Regions from separate parts of the Mus musculus genome. Here region 2 is linked to region 1. A link is a contact called in ENCODE POLR2A ChIA-PET data. All regions are on one chromosome and are shown on one strand. The core of a region is the stretch at or near the end of the contact, and the rest is flanking DNA. Distances in the headings are between cores, read along the strand shown. Region 1 holds the start of Orc2 (origin recognition complex, subunit 2). Region 2 holds the start of Clk1 (CDC-like kinase 1).

Region 1 (2,700 bases), core at 82-2,581:
ATTACAGTTATGAAGTAGCAAAAAGAAACAAACAAAAACGTTATGATCAGGGGTTACCACAACATGAGGAAGTGTTAAAGGGTCCAGCATTAGAAGATTGAGAACCACTGTTCTAAACAGCTCCCAAAAAGTCTGACTCCATTTCTTCCTTCCCACTATTATATTCCACAGATAATCTTTCAATACAAATGTGGCCAGTCCCTTAAGTACCAACTTGTAATTCATAATATCTGACACTTTGACACTTTATTCATCTATTTTCATTTTGCTTTTCTTCCTAGAAAATTCAAATCAATTCAGGCCTTAGTTTTCATATCTCTTCCTTTAAGGAAAGTGTTCCTGATTCCTTCTGGTCTTATAATTATATAATCCTGTGCCCTGCTGTTAGGAACATAACTTAAAAATCATTCTCTGTAACTTGGAAACCATTTTGTATGACTTGAAATAACGCAATGCATGTGCAATAGAAGTTTGCCACCAGGTAGCTCTGATGAGACCTAGAAGCAAACCACCGGCAGGTCACCTGGAAGCCCAGTTACCAGCCTAGCCCCGGACGGTCCTTGATATGGTTAAAAACAAAAACCTAACCACAAGGTGGTGTTAAGATAGTGAACCAAACCCAAGTTGTGAGCTTGATTTTCAGAGCTCAATGAAATGATACAAAGGTTGGAACTTTGGGATTTGTGCTCTCTAGGCATCACATTTATAGCCAGTGTGTTTATATCCATTGGCAAGAATGAGTAAGTATTCAGCTGCCTTATTCTAGCACTTTCCCCAAGACTGTATGTTCAGTTTCTTCTCGTTCAATTACCCAGAAGCTCAGTTATTCAGAGGTGCCTCTACTTGAGTATTGTATTCTTACTGTTGGTTCTAAGTATGATAAGTTCGGAATAAGCGAATCCAAATGACGTAGTCCTGTTAGTAAACAAATATTTTCATGTATCCCAGCCAGATTCACTCGTTTTCCTTCTCATTTCCTCTGTATAAGCCCCCTTTTCGTGTCTTTATTTCATTAGTTGTATGGTCCTATTTTCTTGTTCATGCTCTGGCTCCGCCCTCCCTCAAACCCTTGAGATCCCTTTGCATCATATGCGAGCAGGTATTCGCTGTTCCTCAAGCGAATCCATCTTCATTATCTTTTTTTTTTTTTTTTTTTTTTCCTCAGAGCAGCTAGACTAACAATATTAAGATTGACATAAAACACCAACCAACCGTACAACCGGGGACGCTGCCCTTAACTTCCAGACAGCTAGCACACACTTGTCTCTCCAGAGATCCGGCGTGCTCCGCGCACGGTCCCTTCCCCCGGAAACGGAAACTGAAGAGATGAGGAAAGCCCGGGAACCCACTATTGGTTGGGGGATCTGTTTTCCGACTGAGCGAGGGCCTATGGCCCGAGTCAACGGGCTTGCGGCGCCGTCGCTCTGGGCGGCTCGGCTCCCCATTGGTTTCTTAGGGCACCGCCCACCGGCGGCCGGGGATTCAGTGTGCTGCGCGCAGCTCCCTTGCCCTGCTGGGCGCGCAGGTTCGGCTTGGACCGGTCGACTCTTTCCCTAGACGCTGGCCTCCCCGGGCCGTTCTGGGGTGTTCCGCGGCGGCGGGAGTCCTGGCTGGCGGCTCAAGTGAGCCTCGCGGCCGTTCTCCCTCCCGCCGGCTCGGACTCGAGAGGTGAGTCCCAGTGCGCCCTGCTGCAGCCGCGGCTCACTGCGCGCTTCCCCCGACACCCGTGGCCTTGCCGCTCGCCCACCATGGCGGGAGATGACGAGGCCGCCGGGCGCAGGCTGGAGGATGCTGGGGAGCAGCCCCCCTGGGTGAGAGGCGCTGTCTGCGAAAGCCAAGGCTGTCCTGTGGCGAGAAGTCTCCTGCACGGACCGTGCCTGCTTTCCGGCTAACCCGGCCCTTTATTTGAGAAGAGAATGAAAAGGAACTGTAACAAAAATGGCAGTGTTCTGCCAGAGGAGAAGGAACTCGGAGGGATGTAGCTCAAGGGATCGCGGGATGGAACGACTGCTGAAGTCTGTTCTGTTGTCCCGGCCGGGTGTCCCTAAAGGTCTCCTTGGGGCAGTGCTTGGTTTGAAAAATGTGTTTACTCCCAGAGGAAAGTGCATGGCTGCCAACACTTGGTGCTGCCTTGTAGTTAGTTGACTGTGAAGAGAATTGACCCTTTAGCCCTACAGATAATCACTATCCGTTATAGATGCTCCCTGTGGATATCTGCATTTCATTGGTTGATTATGGGCATGTGCATTCATGTGGATGTTGGTGCATATGTGCCGGTAGTGTGTGTTAATTTTAGATGTCTTTTTGGATCGTTCTTAACTGAGGCGGGGTCTTACTCTAACCGGGTCCTTGTTGGTTAACCAGCTTGCCTCGGGGAACCCCATTCTCCTCCTCCCCAGTTCTGAGTGCTCCTCAACTTTTAAATGACTACAAGGATCTCAGTTCCCATTCTGACGCTTGCAGGACACGTGCTTTTAGCCACTGAGCTGTCTAGTCAGCCTCCCAGATTGCAGTTTTCTTGTGTATCTGTTAGGTAGTGTTTTTCTGAGGAATTGCAGAAAAGAAGGGGACATTCTCTTAGGAGGTCTTGGTAGGAATTTCAGTTGAGGTGATTTTGTTTGTATTACATAAAATATCTTAAAAATCGGAGATGTTGTATAAATGCATTTGAGGCTGAACAGGCATACCCTGCCTTTTTGA
Region 2 (2,700 bases), core at 133-2,632, 81 kb after region 1:
TTCTCTCTTTCCAGTATGTGTTTCCTGGAGATTGAACTCAGGTAGGCTTGGTGGCATTGTGTCTTTACCTGTTAAGCCAACGCCAGCACCCTCCTCTTCCCCTGTTTTTAGTTCTGGCTAGAATTTGCGATATAGACCACACTGAACTTGTACTCAGAGATAACCCTTGTCTCTGCCTCCTTAGTGCTGGGATATGCCACCATGCCCAGGTCTAGATTAACTCTTAAAGGTGAAAGCAAAGGAGTTGCAAAACTGATACCTACGCACCCCCCTTTTTCTCCTCCCCCTAATATCTACCTTTTTAGAGTTACCAGCGAAATAGGAGTTAAGCCGCCTGAGGCCACACTAACTGGGTTCCTGAGTGGGAGGCCGGAGCTGTATGGAAGGAAATGGCGAGAGAAATAATGGAGGCCAAGACACATTTCTGTTCAAGGCCCCCAAGTTTACTAAGAGTCTGTGCTTAAGCCTGGCGTGGGGCGCACGCCTTTAATCCCAGCACTCGGGAAGCAGAGGCAGGCGGATTTCTGAGTTTGAGGCCAGCCTGGTCTACAAAGTGAGTTCCAGGACAGCCAGAGCTACACAGAGAAACCCTGTCTCAAAACCATAACCCCCCGCCCCCCAAGCCATTCTTGATGCCTGTTGCCAGCCTGTAGGTGATCTGCTGGATGAAGTCTCTGGAATATCTAAAGGGCCTCTCAGCAGGTAGCAGTGGCAGGTGACGGAACAATAGAGCCATCTAAGTTGGAAGGTTCCACCCCAGGTAGTCTCATTCTCAGTGGCAACAAGGTCAAAGCCAGCCTACTCAAGGCTGGGGGAAGCTACTATGGGGGGGGGGGGGGCATCCTCAAAGTCTTCAAGACTACTTACTAATCTGTCTATTTACACTATTCCGCTCCTGTTCCACCATTTCTAACTTTTTGTTTTGTTTGGTTTGGTTTGGTTTTCGAGACAGGGTTTCTCTGTATATATAGCCCTGGCTGTCCTGGAACTCACTTTGTAGACCAGGCTGGCCTCGAACTCAGAAATCCGCCTGTCTCTGCCTCCCAAGTGCTGGGATTAAAGGCGTGTGCCACCATGCTCATTTCTAACATTTTTGGCGTCAGTGCATGTCATACCCAACCACTAAAAACTAGTTTAAGACAGGTCAACATAACTGTAGTCACTGAGTTACTAACCAGAGATACTTTGTTGGTGTAGTTTAAAAGGTTGCAGTCAGGAGGGAAGAGAAAAAGGAGAGAGGGAGAGCGAGCGTGGATTATACTATTACTGTAACCTGTAGTGTCTAAGTATCCTCAAGAAGCCACAGCAAGGACAGTCAGGACCAAGTCCTTCCATCCCTCGCCCATTTGGGCAGCGGGCCCGCGCCTGCGCACTCAGGACCGGTATAGGCCCCGCCCATCTACGTCACCAGTTTTTCCGAGAAGAAGCTCGCACTGCGTCTGTCCGCACCATTTTGTGTTGGGAGATCGTCGTAATCGTTTGCAGACTTCTCGCCGTCGCCTTGTAAGCTTTGTCTTCGCCTTGCAAGCTTTGTCTTCAGGGTTGGAAAGGTAAGACGCGGTGTCTGTCAGGGCCTTTCCTTGTATCTTCCCGCCGCCTCCAAGGACCCCGCTGCGGCTCTTCACGGCGGAGCCACGCGAAGGGGCTCTGTGCCCCGGCTGCGGAGCTCTGGCCGCTGGCTTCTGCGTAGGCGGGGACGATGCCCGCAGGCTCCGCGTCCCGAGGAGGGCCGGCCGACTGCAAGAGCCCGAGCTGCCGCGGCGGGACCTAAGATGGCGGTAGGGGGAAGGCCGCGCTCGTCCTTCGCCATGGCGGCGCCAGGGCGCGGCCTTCGCTTGGACTCGGTCGGTCCTGGTTTTGCTCTCGGCGGTGGCACGGCGCAGGTTTTGGTGCTGTTTTTCTTTATATTTGAAGCGAAAGGTCTTGGTAACCAGGCCGGCCCCACACGCTGCGGTCGCTGATCTTGTTAGAGATGGGCGCTGCGGGGACAGCGTCACAGCAGGCTGTCACCTCAGTTCTGTGTAGTTTCCGCCTTCGACGAAGAAAAGAATTTCAGAGGCGGTCGATAGATAGCGAAGTCGAGCATAATGAAAACGAGGCACACCGGGACAGCGCTTGTGAGAGCGAGGAACAAGTGATTTTTAAGAAGGTTTAGGATTTACTTAGGTTTTGTAACATTAAAACTCAAGACGGCCGGGCTGTACTGCCTGTCGCTCGCCTTTTAATCCCCTTTGAGCCTGTCTCAAAAAAAAAAAAGTTATAGAAAATTTCCTTTGTAAACAAAGTTGTAACGGGGGAGTTGTTTACCTTTAGGAAACAGGAGGGGAACACCCTAAGATTGTACGTCACTTCCGCTCTGAACAGCTTTATTTTCAACATCATGGCCTGTCCTGTACAGTTAAGTAGAGTGGCTTTATTGGTGGAGCCCGAATTTTGTTGACTCGGCATAAAAGGCGCGCCTGTTACCTTCTCAGGCTTTCCTCCCATATTTTCATAATTTTCCCAGTCTCCCTCTGCTAGCAGTAAGAGTGTCAGCGGGGACCGTGGGCATTTACTTGACGGTGAATTGGGAATTGAGGTCATCTGCTGAGCAGCTTTTTTTTTTTTTTTTTTTTTTTTTTAATAGCTGTAAACAAACACTTCATAACATCCAAACTGGTATTTTACCAAAAACAAACAAAACACTTTGGGGGCGGGGGC

Evidence for each region. ChIA-PET counts read pairs that join two places held with the same protein, here RNA polymerase II (POLR2A).
Region 2: POLR2A ChIA-PET joins it to region 1 with 44 read pairs in embryonic stem cell. The contact joins the promoter of Clk1 here to the promoter of Orc2 in region 1. POLR2A ChIA-PET finds 5 or more read pairs at or near these places in 4 of 5 experiments (Patski and embryonic stem cell).

The regions. Positions count from the first base shown.
Region 1 is chr1:58,503,740-58,506,439 of GRCm38, reverse strand. It overlaps Orc2 (origin recognition complex, subunit 2), which reads left to right and starts at 1,331. Exons shown (of 18, transcript NM_008765.3): 1 at 1,331-1,668. It overlaps Gm15834 (a long non-coding RNA gene), which reads right to left and starts at 1,324. Exons shown (of 4, transcript XR_865442.3): 1 at 1-1,324.
Region 2 is chr1:58,422,770-58,425,469 of GRCm38, reverse strand. Clk1 (CDC-like kinase 1) reads left to right here and starts at 1,382. Exons shown (of 13, transcript NM_001042634.2): 1 at 1,382-1,550.